Regions from separate parts of the Mus musculus genome. Here region 2 is linked to region 1. A link is a loop called in an ENCODE intact Hi-C map of the cell type or tissue named here. Cell type or tissue: left cerebral cortex. All regions are shown on one strand. Links, peaks and the distances in the headings refer to the core of each region. The heading gives the core; the rest is flanking DNA.

Region 1 (8,339 bases), core at 71-8,070:
AGGTCTTTGGCATGCCGATTTCTCTTCTTTTTCCTGTCCTCCCAACACCTGATCATCCGCTCCCCATCCCCTCTCATCCCCTCCTTCGATCCACCTCCTATTTTAAAGGTGTATCTTCCAATTCTTCCTTTGGAACAGAGTCTTTGGTTTCTTCTCCTTCATTGGTCCACACAGAGGCAGCTTCTACTCCATCATCTTCTACTCCATCATCTCACTAAAAAGTCATCTGGTTTCATTGTTCTTATTTATTTGATTTTTAAATTTAAGTCTCTGTAAAGGTTTGTAAATTTTATCTTTTGGAAAAACTCTTTGTTACTTGAGGTTCTGTATTTTGTAGTTTCCCCCGATTTTTGGGAGGCTGCTGCTTTCATTTTAATTTTGAAGAATTTTTATTGGCATGAGTTCATTGTATATCACAGCATGCTTCATGAAGCCACCCTAATAGGACATGTGCTTGAATGTATTAACTCCTGTGTATCCTAGCATGTCGACTCTTCCCCACTCCTGCTAGCCTGGTTTCTGAGACAATCCTCCTTGTACTTTTTATATAAAATCATACACATCTAATTTAAGGTGCACATATGAAATAAAACATGTAATATTTATCTTTTGGGGTTTTACTTATTTCATTTAGTATAATGATCTGTGGTTTTTATACATTTTACTGAAAATGAATAATTTTGTTGTTCTTTGTGGCTGAATAAAACTCCATTGCATGTATACACATTTTCTCTATCTTTTGGCAGATACCTAGGCTGAATCTATAAATTGGTTGCTGTTATCATGATGTACAAATAGCCTTATATTGTGCTAATTTAAACTTTGGGGTTATTTTCTTAGGAGCAGTATAGCTGGAGTGTATGGTAATTCTACTTTTCATTTTTCATGATACTTAACATTTATTCTCAAGAGATCATACATGCATACAAGGCATTTTGGTCATATATATCCCTACTTCAATTCTTCTTGGATTTCCCTCTCCACATCCACCTACCAACTTCTTGTTCTTCTTCTTATGACCCATTGAGTCCAACTAGTGCATCTGATGTATACATGGGTATGGGAAAATTCACCAGAGTATGTTTCACTGACCAAAACCCACATTCCTAACAAAACTCTCTTTTTCTAACAGACAATGAACTGTCAGTAACAGCTCCTCAGCTGTTTGAATATGCTTGATCCCGAGAGTGTTACTATTAGGAGGTGTGGCCTTTTTGGAGTAGGTGTGGCCTTGTTGTGTGCCAGTGTGGGGGTGGGCAATGAGATCCTCCTCCTAACCACGTGGGAGCAGTCTTCTGATGAAGATGTGGAACTCTCATTTCCTCCTGTACCATGCCTGCCTAGACGTTGCCATGTTCCCACTGCTTTTATGATAATGGACTGAACCTCTGAACCTGTAAGCCAGCTATGATTAAATGTTGTCCTTATAAGAGTTGCCTTGGTCATGGTGCCTGTTCAAAGCAGTAAACCCAAACTAAGACATCAGCTAAGAGTGGGTTCTCATTTAAGCTGGGAGAGAACCTTCATATGGGGTTGAGATAGTCCCAGGTTCTTTGCTTGAATTTACTGGCATGTTTTTAATCCTTAGTGTTTTGAGTCAATCTTGGCTTTCTTATGCAATAACTTATCACCTACATCTTTTTTTCTTCCTCCAGAGAGACAGTGTTTTTCTGTGTTATGTTGCCTAGAGTTGAGGCATAAAGTTTGCAGTCCTGTGGCCACCAACACTGGGGTGTGGGGTCATATGCAGGATGGAGTGAGCTTGTTTTGGGATCTGTATCAATGATTATCTGGGTTTGTGACCTGCTATCTGACATTAGGGGGTTTCATACTATAGATGTATCTGAAATTCAATCCAGTAAAATCTACAGGGGGAGGAAATGAAAGGGGGGGGGATGATATCTTGTTTTCAGAGTCTGCATCCTTAATGAGGCTTGGAACAACTTTCATAATCAGTCCTGCCCTCAGGGTTCAAAAAAATGCTGAAGAAATCAGAGCTGAAATTTGAGACCCAGTGAGTGAAGGCTCAGTCGTCTGCAGAATTGTTGGTGATGCTTGAGAAAAGGACACAAAGACTTTGCTCACTTCCTATAAAACAAAATCTCACTGAGGATTTACATTGGGAAAAGTGGATGCCTAAGAAGGCACAGGGCTATGTTTCTCAGAGGATTACTAGATCTGTATTCTTCCACCAGTGCTCGGAGTCCAAGCTGTGTCCCTGAGTGTAGCCTTAGGTGGCTGTGTGAGATCACTTGGGGCACTGGAGATGTAGCTTCCAGCTCTGGCCAGTTTCTTAAGTGCTGGAATATGGAACAGCTATTCTTGCCTTCAGCAACCTCATCTAAGAGACAGGAGAGCTTCCTGGACAAGCTTTTCTCACTAAACTTCATACTTCACACTTCTGATTCCCTTCCCATGTCAACAATTCTGTAATGCCACTGTTTACAGAGAGAATTAGGAGGTAATTTAGTCTTTCTGATAACGTGGTTGATCCAAATCTACTTCTTAGAATTGATATTCATAGAAAAGCCAGGCAAATTTTAGAGCTGCTGTCACATTTATAGAATGTTTAATCAAATGTCTTTTGTACACGTCTCATCTAATGACACATATGCTTAAATATTTGTATAAAAAATTACTAAATAAGACACTTCTGGTCTTCTGTGATTTGAGGTATCACTTTTCTGTCTTATTTTCTTAAATATTTCCAAGATATTTTTTAAGTCAAATCAAATAGATATATCCTTAGAAGAATTGGCAGAGACATCTTTTAAAATGCTCAAAATAGACAAAGAAAAAAATAATGGAGATAAAAGGAATGCTTTCAGGGATCTACCCAGACCACACTGAATATGAAGTACAGTATGTTCGATTAAATACCTGTAAAAGATACACATTTAGATAACTGTCAATGTTGGTCAGCAGCTGCCTGCCAGATAGGAGAAAGGACACAGTAGAGCCAACCTCAGCTTGTAAATCCCACAGCACTGCCCCAGAGAACTGGGTTTCTCTACCCACCAATCTGCTTTAATGTTCTAGAAAGAGACAGTCTGTGCCAGGATCCTGCGCCCCTCGACTCCATGTGGAGAAGCGATGCCTCCAAATACCAGTAGTGCAGTTCTACCTTATGCGAACCACAAATAACACTGAGTGCATTTCTATTTTTGTTTTTGCCACTTGGAATCTCTTATAAACCATCTGACTTTAGTTAAGTGAGATTCTGCAGTGTGGAATTTTAGGAATTCTGGCATTGTTTCTATATGCTAATGATTGCTAATCAACATCTCCAACCCTACTTGTCTATGGAATGCAGATTTGAAAGGTAACACTAACCCTTTCAGGGAAAATAATAAAAGTACAAATGGAAGTTGGCGTTTTTTGGAGAGTGGATGGCTGAGATGGAAATGAGCAACAGAGGCTGTGAATGTAAACTTTGAGATGAAAAGAATGAATTCTGAATAATGAAGAAAATGTAGAGTAGGATAAGGACAGCCATGGAACACTGCAGATGGAATCAGTATTTGAGAAGATGCTAGCTAGAACAGTGTGCAGAAGTCAGAGGAGGGAAGAGGCTGGCTCAGGGATGGGAGAGGTGCTCAGCTGCATTCTGAGACCAGCTCCTGGATAGCAAAGATGCTCAGCCTCACCCTGGGACTAGCTCAGGGATGGGAGAGGTGCTCAGCTACACCGTGGCTCTCTCCTTGTCCCATGTTATTCAGTTAGTGGAGCTTATTGTTGTTGTCTGAAGATTTCTAAGGTTTCCCTTTTTATCTTCTCTCTTTGGCATGTTGAATTTAGATTTGTGTTTATCGAGTCCTGTGCTCAGAGCAAGCTTTAATACAAAAGTTCAAGTCTTAAATCCTGGAAAGCATTGTATGTTCATCTCTTCAGACATCGCTCCTCATTCCTTTCCACATTTCTTCCCTCTCTTCCTCTTATTTTTATCACTGTAATTTTATAGTCATTTTCTGGGTTTTTTTCTTCTGAGTGAATTCCATTCTGAGTCCAGTGGAGTAGACTTTACCCATTGAGCTTATTTATTTAACTACCTTTGTATTTCATTTTTAATATTTCTATTTTGGTTTTCATGGTCTACTGTTATTTTGACTTCATTTGATTTTTTTCCCTCCTAACTTCTGTCTCTTTGGTTGATATTCTCTCGGAGGATCCTAGCCAAGTCTCTTTCAAATTTCTCTCAACGTGTGTGTGATTTTAGTTTGATCTGGGATGCATGCATGGCTGGTTATTCGTTGCCTTGTGCTGCTTTCTGTCTTTCATTGTAACATGTTCCTCATGTGATGAGGGAGGAGCTGCCACACTTGCCCATCGCATGAATTTGAAAGCATGGTCACACATGCTGCAGTTAAAACACATTTGACTTTATGTAAAAGGAAATCTAGCAAGTAGCAAAGGACCCATAATGGCATGTCTTTATTTCAAAATTCATTATATTTTTCATTTATATGTGCATTTTGCATGTGGTGTGTGTGTATGTGTGTGTAATAGTATGCTCATGGTGGTCAGGGTCCAATCTGTGAGTGCCAGTGCTCTCCTTCTACAGTGTGGGTCCTGGGGACTGAACTTAGGTTTTTTGTTTTTTGTTTTTTTGTTTTTTGTTTTGTTTTTGTTTTTGTTTTTTGTTTTGTTTTTGTTTTTTGTTTTTGTTTGTTTTTGTTTTTGTTTTTGTTTTTTTGGTTTTTCAAGACAGGGTTTCTCTGTGTAGCCCTGGCTGTCCTGGAACTCACTTTGTAGACCAGGCTGGCCTCGAACTTAGAAATCCGCCTGCCTATGCCTCCCAAGTGCTGGGATTAAAGGCGAACTTAGTTTTTTAGGCTTGGTAACAAGTGCACATTGGGTAATGTTGAGCTATCTCACTGGTCTGGTGTCTCTTTATTTAGAACCAAGAGGCTGATGTCCCAGAACTCATGGAGGAGTCAATGAATGTCAGATACAAGTCAGCATCTGTCCTTTCCCTGTATAGCTGCAAAACTTGTCCTTGCCTGGAAACATCCTAGAGAAGAAGAAAGACATAAGCAGAAAATGGATACCCCTCCCCCCCAAATAATTCATCTCACAGAAGAAACTCTTTTGGGCAGGTGAGATGCTGCAGTGGATGGAAGTGCTTGCCTTGCAAACATGAAGGCCTGAGCTTGTTTCCCACGTGAAGGTCAACAGAGAGGACCAACTCCACCGATTTTCCTCTGACCTCTACTCATGTGCTATGGTGTGCATTCCCCACTCCCAATAGCAATAAATAAAATGTAAAAAGACACTCTTTCCCAGAGCTTTGAGACACAAGTCCCTCAGCAAGTTTTTAACTACTCCCTACCTATGAAGTCAGAGTAAAGTTCACAGATGTCCTGTGCTAACAGAGAGCTTATCAGGACAGGGGTTTCAGCCTGCTCACTAATCCGCATCTCTCTATCACTTCTGTTCCACAGACACAGTCATCTTGAACTTGACCCTGCTATAATGGCCATTTTCTTATACAGTTCATGTGTAGAGAAAGTATCATTGTCCTGTGCTCAGATGGGAGTCAAATGGAACTTCAAATGATGCGCTTACACTGTGACCTTGATTGAAATTCTGTTTCTCTTATAAATTATGGATGCAAGTCGGATAATGAGCTAACTCAAACAACTCAAGAAGATGAAGGGACTTACATGACTTGAAGAGTGTCTCCTGAGTGCTAAGAGGACACCCATCTTTCCCAGCCTGCACAGCTATGGGAAGACAGGTGGAACCCAGAACAAGATGCTGATAACACTCTAGGCCAGTCACACATTCACCTCTGAGTGGGATCCCTGCACACTCAGGTCATTAATTCTTGGTGGACGACTGCCTTGGCAGATTTGGAAGTTCAGACAGACATGCCATATGCATTTCAAAATCAACCTCCAGAGCCAAAATTTGTCTCTTAAGCTTTGTACCAGCCATCTATAGCAGCTGAAAAGCATGCCCATATTTAGCCTGGTTCATTGTTGTGTTAGTGACTGAAATGTGGCTTAATACTTGAAAGGGGTGGTATGGAATGGCCACATCTTGCTCCCATAGAGCCTTTCTGATTGGCAGGTGGAAATGTGGAAACATCCACAGGCATGCAATGGGGTGCAGGCAGTGGAGGCAAGCAGGGAAACCTTTCCTATTCCTCTTCCATGGGTGGCATATTTTACAAAACGTCATGACAGTGAGTACATAATACATTTAGCTGTTGCAACTCTACATTCATCATTAGCTTTCCTCAGTTGGCCAAGTCAAGTTTGGGGTAGAAATGGTGAGGTTCAAAGCTTTCCTTCCTTCCTTCCTTCCTTCCTTCCTTCCTTCCTTCCTTCCTTCCTCCCTTCCTTCCTTCCTTCCTTCTTTCCTTCTTTCCTTCCTTCTTTCCCTTTCCTTTTTTATTGGTTATTTTATTTATTTACATTTCAAATGTTGTCCCCCTTCCCAGTTTCCCTTCTGCAAATTCCCCATCCCATCCTCCTCCCCTTTGCCTCTATGAGGGTGCTCCCTCACTCACCTCCCCAACTCCCACCTCACTACTCTAGCATCCCCTTACCCTGGGGTATCAAGTTTCCACAGGACCAAGGGCTCCATCTCCCTTTGATGCCAGATAAGGGCATCCTCTGCTACATATGTACCTGGACCATAAGTCCCTCCATGTGTATTTTCAAAGCCTTCTTTCAAAGCTATTGTATTTAGTCCATTTTCTACCCTCTAACGGGAAAAAACAATTATGCTATTTATTCACCAGCAGTTTTTCCAAGGATTTAACTCAGTATCTCAAATACTGTATTTCATAATCTTTTCTTTTCTGCTCCTTTTCCAAAGAGAAAACTTTCTATGCATTTCGAGACAGGGTTTCTCTGTATAGCCCTGGCTGTCCTGGAACTCACTTTGTAGATCAGGCTGGCCTGGAACTCAGAAATCCGCCTGCCTCTGCCTCCCGAGTGCTGGGATTAAAGGCGTGCACCACTACACCCGGCTATATTTTCTTTATTTACATTTTAAATGCTATCCTGAAAGTTCCCTATACCCTCCCCCTGCCCTGCTCCCCTACCCACCCACTCCCACTTCTTGGCCCTGGAGTTCCCCTGTACTGGGGCATATGAAGTTTGCAAGACCTAGAGGCCTCTCTTCCCAATGATGGCTGACTAGGCCATCTTCTGCTACATATGCAGCTAGAGACACGAGCTCTGGGGGTACTGGTTAGTTCATATTGTTGTTCCACTTATAGGGTTGCAGACCCCTTCAGCTCCTTGGGTGCTTTCTCTACCTTCTCCATTGGGGACCCTGTGTGAGGATGTTCTTCTTGAGGATGTTAGAAGGTGGCTTTGCATGTGGCTACCTCAGCTGGCATGGCCAGGTTTTTGTCTCCCCAGCTTTTGTTAACTACTGTTCAAGTCAAAAGTTTGGGGCTCTGACAGTTGCAGCTGTCAGATTATGTCCACCTTCCTACATCATGTCCACCATCCCACATCATGTCCACCATCCCACATCATGTCCACCATCCCACATCATGTCCACCACCATCCTATATCATGTCCTCCATCCCACATCATGTCCTCCATCCCACGTCATGTCCACCATCCCATGTCATGTCCACCATCCCACATCATGTCCACCATCCCACATCATGTCCATTATCCCACATCATGTCCACCATCCCACATCATGTCCACTATCCCACGTCATGTCCACTATCCCACATCATGTCCTCCATCCCACATCATGTCCTCCATCCCACATCATGTCCTCTATCCGGTGTCATGTCCACCATCCCACATCATGCCCTCCATCCTACATCATGTCCTCCATCCCACATCATGTCCTCCATCCAGTGTCATGTCCACCATCCCATGGGTGCTGGTCCAGTTTACACAGCTCTGTTGCTTCTGGCTGCTTAGCCTCATCTCAGCCTCTGCCCACTTCCACCTTTATGCTAATGCCAGGCTGTTGGTATGGTTTGGGTCTGATCAACGACTACCTCAGACCTCAAGCTCTGTTTTCGAGTACCACAGGTTTGGAGCATGCCTTATCGCCCCCTCCCCATATCATGTATGGCCCAGCTATCGATATATCTTTCCTTTTGGCAATTTAAGCTCAGAGCCACCAAGGTACTGTCATCTGCTGAAACAACACATTGTCTCTCAGCCTCCACATGTCCCTTGCCCACTTGAAGGAGCTATTATCGTGTGTAGCTTCTCAGTCGCTGCCAAATGGAGGAGGCTGTTGTGCTAATTGCCTGTAAATGATGAAGCTCACAGCAGATGTTGGCAAAAGTAAACCAACAGTTTACTTAGCTTTAAGGCTGTAAGTACCATGGGGTGTAGGAAGAGTCTTTA
Region 2 (8,339 bases), core at 52-8,051, 94 kb before region 1:
TTAGTTCTAAAGATACATAATCATGACTGAAATGAATGGCTGTATGAACTACTGTGTATTGTGGACAAACAAAATACAAACCAGCAGACAGCACTATATCTGTGTGTATATCTCTATCTCCGTGTATATATCTATATATCATATCATATCTATCTATCTATCTGTCTGTCTGTCTATCTATCTTCTATCTATCTATCTATCTATCTATCTATCTATCTATCTATCTATCTATCTATCTATCATAGCAATGACAAAACCCTATGTGGTGGAGGGAGTGTTCGTTTTCTCACAGCTGTTATAAACAACTACAAGAAACAACTCAAAGGGGAAGAGGCTAATTGTGGTTTAGAGTTCCAGTTCATGATTACTTAGCTCCATTGTTCTCTGGCTAGGATGAAGATGATGATAGAGAACATGTGGAAGAAGTGCTCGTCTCATGGAGTTTGGGAAAGAAAGAGAGGGAGAGAGGAAGTGAGTAGTGCCATTCTCCACACAGGTATGCCATCTATAGCCTGCTTCTGTTGGTAGCCTCTACATGCTAAGCTCTCTACCACCTCCTGTGGGAGCACCAGCATCTGAGGACCAGGCCTTCAACACACAAGCCCTTGTGGGACCTTCCGTACCCACTCTAGCATGGGATCAACAGCACACAACAGTGTGGGGCCTTTCACACTCCCTCACCCCACAGAGTCAACCCAGAGCCCATGCAGGACCTCACAGGTTCACGTTCACACCGAATAAACACCTTGAGCCTGTGAGAACCTTGCACAGCCACTCCAGCACAGAAGACCTGGCTTATGCGTTATGTAAGGACAAGGAAATGGGTGTCCTGACAGTGAATGTGTTTCTTGGGGCCTTAGGGACAGGGAAACCCAGCATGCAGAGGTTCAGCCTAGCTTGGGGCTTTCCCACAACAAACCGTGGTCTGTCACATGGGATGCTTTTGGTGTGCCCTGAGGTGGCTTTAATGAGAAATAAAGTACAGCTCGGGAGGCAGAGGTCCTTGCTTCAGGTCACCCGGAGCATCCGAGACACCTACTTCCCAAGACTCTAGTCCTCTGATGCCTCCGACAGGTTCTGTCCTCTGCAGGGTCTGGTTTGATCAGTATTCATCCCCAAGAAGAAGAGCCACAAGTGTTGGGACAATAAAAACGTGTTTTGTTGTCTTCGTTTCTTGGTAATGCTCTGTAAAAGCAAATGATAATTCTCAAAGGAATATTAAATAAAAGCTATAAAGTAATCTCTGCCGCAGGCTGAGCGTTTGCAGGGAGATTGGCTGTGTGATAGTTGTATTGTTAGAACCAAGAGAACTAAGGAGAGGGAGATGCACAGGATTCATCTCTACTGGAGGCGTCCCCGACCCACCCCCCATATCCACTTTCTCCACTTTGAAGCCTTATGGGCACACTCACTGTATACTATGACAACAACCTCACAACACGAGATGGTTCAACTCACCAGTTTTCGGTTGTAAGCCGGGGTGCAAGCCAAGAGAACTTAGTAGAAACCATGTAGCACATTTTGAATATCTTTTACCAATACTCTCTGGTGATACTGGGCAGTGGGAGGGGGTTGCAGTTCTCTGTCAGCCATGAAGTCAACCAGGGGAAACAATGGCTCTTGTGTACTGTGTCGCCAGGGAGTCTGTTTGCATTTTGTATCTCATGTTTCCAATAAATTACATGCTACATCTCGTTCTTTGTTAGACAATAGGCTTTGTGTTAGGGAATGTTTTAATCCAACTGCAAGCTGGTTTGATGTAAGTGTCCTGAACCTGTTTAAAGGAAGCTCAGCTAAGCTAGACTGTTTGATGGATTCTGTGTCTTACAGTTTCTTTAACTCAGACTGGATTTATTGGGGTTATAAACGCACTGTGAGTTGAGGAGCACCTGTATAACCATTACACACTTACAACGCACATATGCACACATATAAGCGATATAATGACATACTCATTTTATTGAATGGGCTAAGCTCCCATCATTACTTTCAAACACAACCTGTCAGATCTCTTTATTCCCCTCCTGATGTTACCACAAAAGGATTCCATAACTTTCAGTCTCTTGTCAGTTACAATGATCTCATTTTCAGTGTCAAAACGACTCATCAAATCGAAATACGAAATTTAATATTATATTGCATCTCCCTATGTTTTCCAGTTAGGATGGCCCAGATATCTAGGGACCTCTAGTGAGACAGGAGGATGTGATGACTTCTTTCTCTTCCCAGCTGCTACCCTGCTTTCCTAGTGGCTCCTGAATGAACCCCCACCACCTTTTACTGATGGCTCCCTCACATGTAACTGACACTATTTGGAGCAAGATTCCATCGGGAAAACTAGAGCTCTCTTAAGTCCTGTGGCATCCACCTAACACGCCAGAGCTGTACATCCTTGCACCTCTTTAAAAGTGCTAGGACAATGTGCTCAATTTTACCTTATCTCTCCTTGGGCCAGCCAGGTATGCATAATTTCCCAAGCAAGAGTCAATCATGAGTCCCTAGACTATGTCCCAGACTCCCAGAGGAAGTTGTTGGTGTCTGAAAGATTCTCCCCTTTGTAGAGGAATCAACTATTGGCACAATCAATGCTATCACAAACCACCCCCTAAACTCAGCTCCATGTAACTGTGCGCATGTACTCTTATCATCACGGGTTACAGTCTAACCTGCACCACTCGGCCTTGCCAAAGCAGCTTGGCTGAAACTGTGGTTCTTGTTGGCCTTGGCTCTTTACGGCTGGGCTCAGATTTGAGCAGTGCAGCCCCATCTGCTCCACTACTTCTCAACCTTTCTGATGCTGCGACCCTTTAATACAGTTCTGCATGCTGTGGCGACCCCAACCATAACGTTATTTTCATTGCTACTGTACAACTGTAATTTGGCTACTGCTATGAATTTACTGTAATGTAAATATCTCTGTTTGCTAGCAGTCTTAGGTGACCCCTGTGAATCGCTATCCACAGGTTGAGAACCGCAGATCTAGACCAAAGGTAAGAAATGACAGCTACCCCAAGGAAGTAGTGCCTAAGAGATGATGGAAAGATGATATGATGATAAAGGAACACACCTTATACTTCATATTAATGCTAGCTTCTGCTCATACCACACACAGCCTGGGTAAGTCCTATGATTGCATCCAGGCCCAGGGATGCAGTGGTGGGCATGTGCTGTTTGCCACTGGGCTACCGTAAGACATCAAGGGAAAGAACAGCCCTGCAGAAATGGCTTAGGGAGTGAACACTGGCTATCAGAGAACTAGCTGACTACAATCCCACCATCTTGGGGAAGGAGAGGTTTCCAAGCATCCCTTATCTTCAGTCACTTCTCTCCTTCCTGTCTTAAGGCACTCCCACTCTCATTGCAAAGGGACGGAGGAGGCCGGATCTAGTTTGTGTTCAATGACTGCTCCTGGGAATCTTCTTGTGTGTAACTGGCTGCTGGGTTTCAACAGGTGCTGTGTGCTGTGTCCAGCGATTTGCTTGAAAACGAGTGAGTGTCTATGCAGCATCTTCTTTCTGAGCTTTATTCAACCAAATGAAGAGTCCCAAACCAATCCCTACTGTCCGCCTCTCTAACCTTTATATACAATGCTGGATATCTTTCCATGCCAAAATGTATGCCCTTCTCCCATTATTATTTATGACCTTAGAGCATTTAAACTTAGGCTATATCGCCGTTTAACCAAGGCCTTGGGCGGTATTCAGAGAGGTGTGTGCATGTATGTGTGTATGTATGTTTTATTTTTTAAAATAACATCTTACATATGTCTTTACGCACATATACCTAAAAACAAGATTGCTGAAACAACAACAACACATTTATGAAGATTGTAGTAATTTTTTTTCATGGAAGGAAGCCCAATGTAATACTTTCATATACCGTTTCTTTACAACTGCTGTTACAAGAGACATTACTCTTTGTCACCTTCGCAGACTGGCAGTTCTAATGTAAAAATTGGAAGCCCCAGTGATAAATCTGATTTAGACTGAGAGGATAAAGCCAGGAAAAAAAAAACACCACAGTTGCCCACTTCTTTCCCATCCTGTCTCTAAATTTTGCTGCGTACACACTGATGGACGGTGAAAGATTGAAAGGCTGTCTCAAGGCCGCAGGAGAGCACGAGAGTCTGAAGTGCGGGCCTCAGCAGGTGGAGCCTGTCCCCTGAGCCCACCTAACACACAGAGTGCGGCATCGTGAGGACAGCCTTTCAATCAGCAGCCACTTAACGGAGTAGGCAGACTCCAGGCTGTGATTATATCAAGGGCTCCTGAAAATGTCAGGTACACCACGGAACAGAGTACCCACGTTCACTGGTTAGTTGTAGGCAGTAGATAAGCATCCATTTTTATTTTTTGCTATCTCTGCTGTTTGCTTTCCTATCATAAGAACTTAAAAAAAATTCTAACACATATCTTTTCTGATTATTGAATAAATATATTCTCATTTGAAAATGGAAGGGAAGCAAAAAGATACAGGAAAAGATTTGCTCTTAATCTCTCTCCCCACAGGAGCTAAAAGAACAGATGCTTGTGTTCGGCTCTGACATTATACACATACAGCTGGCCCTCTTCACCCGCAGGCTCTGCATCCAAAGACTCAACCAACCGTGTTTCCTGATTTAAATATTTCTGATCTAAAATATTAGATCAGAATACACTGGTACTAAACCGGCATAATTTTTTATTGTCACGATTCCCAAAGCAACACCCATGTTACATAGCATTTATATAGTGTTAGGTGCTGTATGTAATCTAGAGACGGTTTGACATAAACAGGAGGATGTAAGCAGGTTATGTGCAAACACACACAATTTATGTAAGGAACCTGAACACCTGCACGCCTTGGTGTCAGGGAGGGTGGCATGGGCCAGGGAGATGGATGGACCCAGAAACCAATCCACTCATATAATCAGGGAGAACTGCATTGCTGTTGGGTCTGTGGTAACTGTGTACCACCCTCTGGTGGAAAAGATTTGAATTGCAGTTAATCAGGTGCTTAATCACTTGCAAAGGAATGAAAGGAGAAAAAGGAGCTGCAATTTCTTCAGTTTCGCAGTTCCTTTTTTATTTCAAGGAAGAGGCTTCTGGAAACTTCATCAGGGAGCAGAGAGTATAGAAGAAGCACAGGCTTGGTACAGGAGGAGGACTGTCCAGAGGAGGACTGTCCAGAGGAGGACTGTCCAGAGGTGCAGGAGAGGCTTAGGAAGATGTTATCCAACAGAGCTTACTGTTACTGTTGTGTTAGCATTTCCTCTAGGCTCTGTTCAACAGCTACCTAGCAACAGCTTGCATCTCCTCCTGCCAGGTACAAGCCAAGAGCCAGTCATATAAGGACTGCTTCGCATCTCTCTCTCTCTCTCTCTCTCTCTCTCTCTCTCTCTCTCTCTCCCCCCTCTCTTCACCTCTCCCTGATGTATTCCTGGCCAGACTTTTCCTCTCTTCCTTCCCCTCTCTCCTCTCTTTCTGTCCTTCTCTGCCTCCCTCCCTTCTGCCTCTACCCCCTTTCCAGGTTCCCTTCCCTTCCTGCCAGTAAACCTTCTTCATACTAGGTCTGGTGCATGGCGTGGCTGTTCAGGGGAATATCTTGGCTAGGCTCCCTAAAGTACTCCCTCCTGCCTGCATTATACCACACTGTTTTTTATAAAACACAACAGTAGGTGTTCTTCATGTTCTCATTAACTGAAGCTGATCAAGTGGGGCATTTTGATTGCTTGGTGGTGTGGAGGAAAACCAACACAGGTCCCCTCAGATCTGAAAAACAGGCAAAGCTTTTGTTTTTAAAGCACACACACACACACACACACACACACACACACACACACACACACACACATTTGTGTGTGTGCTTGGAGAGAACAAGATAAAAGGAAAAAGAAACCCAAACAAGGAAACCAAGAAACCCTCTTTGTGTTTGAGTTAGGGAGTGTGGTGTTTTATAAAACCATGGCGGAGTAATGTGATGGGAAGGAGCACCTTAGCAGGCTGGCCCAGGTGTCCCCCTGAACAATTGAGCCATACAACAGATCTAAGATAAAGAAGGTTTATTGGCCAGAAGGGAGGGGTACCTGGAGAAGGGGGTATAGGCAGAGAAAGGAGGGAGATAGGAAAGACAGAAAGAGAAAGGAGAGAGAGAGGAAGAGAAGAGGCTGGCCAGGAACAAGGTAGGGGAGAGGGAGAGAGGGAGAGGAGAGGGAGGGAGGGAAGGTATGGTCTTCTTATATGTCTGTCTCCTGGCTCTTACCTGGTGGGCGGAGATGCAAGCTATTGCTAGGTAACTGTTGGGTGGAGCCTAAAGGAAATGCTAACAGTCCTCCAGTTTGGTTTAATTAAAAATGAGGAACTAGAAAGAGGTGATGATGGGGCAGGAGTGGGTCGTCATGTTCTTTAACTGCTTCCTGCTGATTTTGGGGTGATGGTTGTCTTCTGGGAACCTAAGAAAATTGATGAGAGTCCTGGTCAGGTCCCAGGAGAGCTGGCTGGTTTATTGCTGTCCAGGGTTTGTGGGACCATCTATGGCTAGGTAAGTGCAGGCCCAGTAGAAGCATCTGTGCGGGTAGACCAAAGCATATGTGGGCTGCTTCTCTGGAGCTGTCCTGGATGTAGATTCTGAGTAAACACCTGGATTTAGCAAGATGGTGAAATATATACAAATATTAGAGGCAGAAAATAAAGTTATGTGGTGTCTTAGCGTTTTACTGCTGCAAACAGACACCATGACCAATGCAACTCTTATAAGGGAAACATTTAACTGGGGCTGGCTTACAGGTTCAAACGTTCAGTCCATAATCTTCAAGGCAGGAGGAACATGCCAGCATCCAAGCAGGCATAATGCAGGAGGAGCTGGGAGTTCTACACCTTCATCTGAAGGCTGCTAGGAGAATACTGGCTTCCAGGCAGCTAGGATGAGGGTCTTAAAGCCCACACCCACATTGACACAGGTACTCCAACAGGGCCACACCTTCTAATAGTGCTACTCCCTGGGCTGAGTATATACAAAGCATAACATGTGGGTTTGGAAGAAAAACTTTTTCTTAGGTGTGCATCTGAAACCCTTAGGCCCATGGTTTTAGAGGTTGTGCAAAGGGGGGGTGTGTGTGTCCCCAAACCAAGGAACTTGGGAGGAATCCTACCCTCTTGAATAGGCAACAGTTGGGGAACTTAGGCTATTGATTGACAGGGGTACTTACTGGATAGAAGTTTATTTGATCCATGAGAGGTAGATCCTAGTGCATTTCCTGAAGCCTACAAGAATCTTTTTAAGTTTATGAAAGAGATAAGTTTGTTAACAGTATAAACTTAAAGACTGTTTAGTCTTTAAGAAGAGCTCAGATGAGACAAAAACCTTTCGTGGGGTCAGAGGGGCTTTTTGCCTGTATCCAGAAGGCTGAATGTATATAAACTTAGCATAGTAAGAAACATCTTTAAGTCTATATTTAAAAGACAATTAAAGGAAACTTAAAATCTTGAACTTCCAGACCATTAGGTTTAGCATGAGAAACACCTTAAGCCTATGGTTAAAAGACAACCAAAGGAAACTTCAAAGCTTGAACTTGTGATTATGAAAGTGTATCATATAGCAGATCATATAGAGTTAGGCTAATTTATCAGAATCCCATTGATTAAAGTTAGAACTCTAAACTTTTGAAGTCTTAATATAACAGTGGCACAGCAAGGGGAAGAAATCTGAAGATACTTTGTATCTTAAATTATTTTTCAATCACCATCCAAGTGTTTCTTATGTCTTCCAACCTTTATATCTTATAATTACTGGCCTCAAACCTCCTTCCTAGACCCTCAAACATTGTCTTAGATCCTCACCAATGTAAGCTTTTGTATTCTCAGACCTTGCATAAACTTTATGTCTTTCTATACAGTTATTTACCACGAGAGACTGGTGGTTGATCACTGGGAAGCAGTCGCTGAAAACAGGGTTTTCTTTCTTTCTTTCTTTCTTTCTTTCTTTCTTTCTTTCTTTCTTTCTTTCTTTCTTTCTTTTTTTTTTTTTTAGATAAGTGAATAGCAAAAGACTACATCTGAAACGTTTATATCTTATCACGAAGCCTGTAAACCTGTTTGCCTTTATGATAAGAGATCTGGTAGTCTTACCTTGTTAATTAATTGACTAATGATCAAATACAGTGAGTGGTGCATTACCTGGGGGTAAGGAGCTTCTTGTCTGTTCTCTGGCTGTCAAACTGTAGTTAACTTAGCAGCCAATGCGATCATAGACCTGAGAAGGATAAATCATAATCTAGGTGCCATATATTAATTAAAATGGCAAAGGTTAGTGTATAGCCCACTACCTAAGCAGTTTTCTAGGTCTCCGTGGTCTTCGCTGCA

Evidence for each region. A loop is a pair of places that touch in the nucleus more often than their neighbours do. Peaks named below come from ENCODE experiments on the same cell type or tissue, not always from the same donor. Only the 100,000 strongest peaks of a DNase experiment are listed, where the experiment ranks them.
Region 2: a loop joins it to region 1, with 2.2 times the contacts of the local background. A loop is called at or near these places in 2 of 42 quality-filtered maps.

The regions. Positions count from the first base shown.
Region 1 is chr9:97,411,943-97,420,281 of GRCm38, forward strand. No RefSeq gene overlaps it. Among named protein-coding and RNA genes, the nearest start is that of Gm25607, 24 kb to the right of the region's middle. In left cerebral cortex, for the core only: no CTCF peak of the experiment used is centred there; a DNase peak (open chromatin) is centred at 3,214.
Region 2 is chr9:97,318,103-97,326,441 of GRCm38, forward strand. It overlaps Gm46149 (a long non-coding RNA gene), which reads left to right. Exons shown (of 3, transcript XR_001779354.1): 3 at 393-1,113. Among named protein-coding and RNA genes, the nearest start is that of Gm46149, 12 kb to the left of the region's middle. In left cerebral cortex, for the core only: a CTCF peak has its summit at 4,970 (motif pointing left); a DNase peak (open chromatin) is centred at 4,962.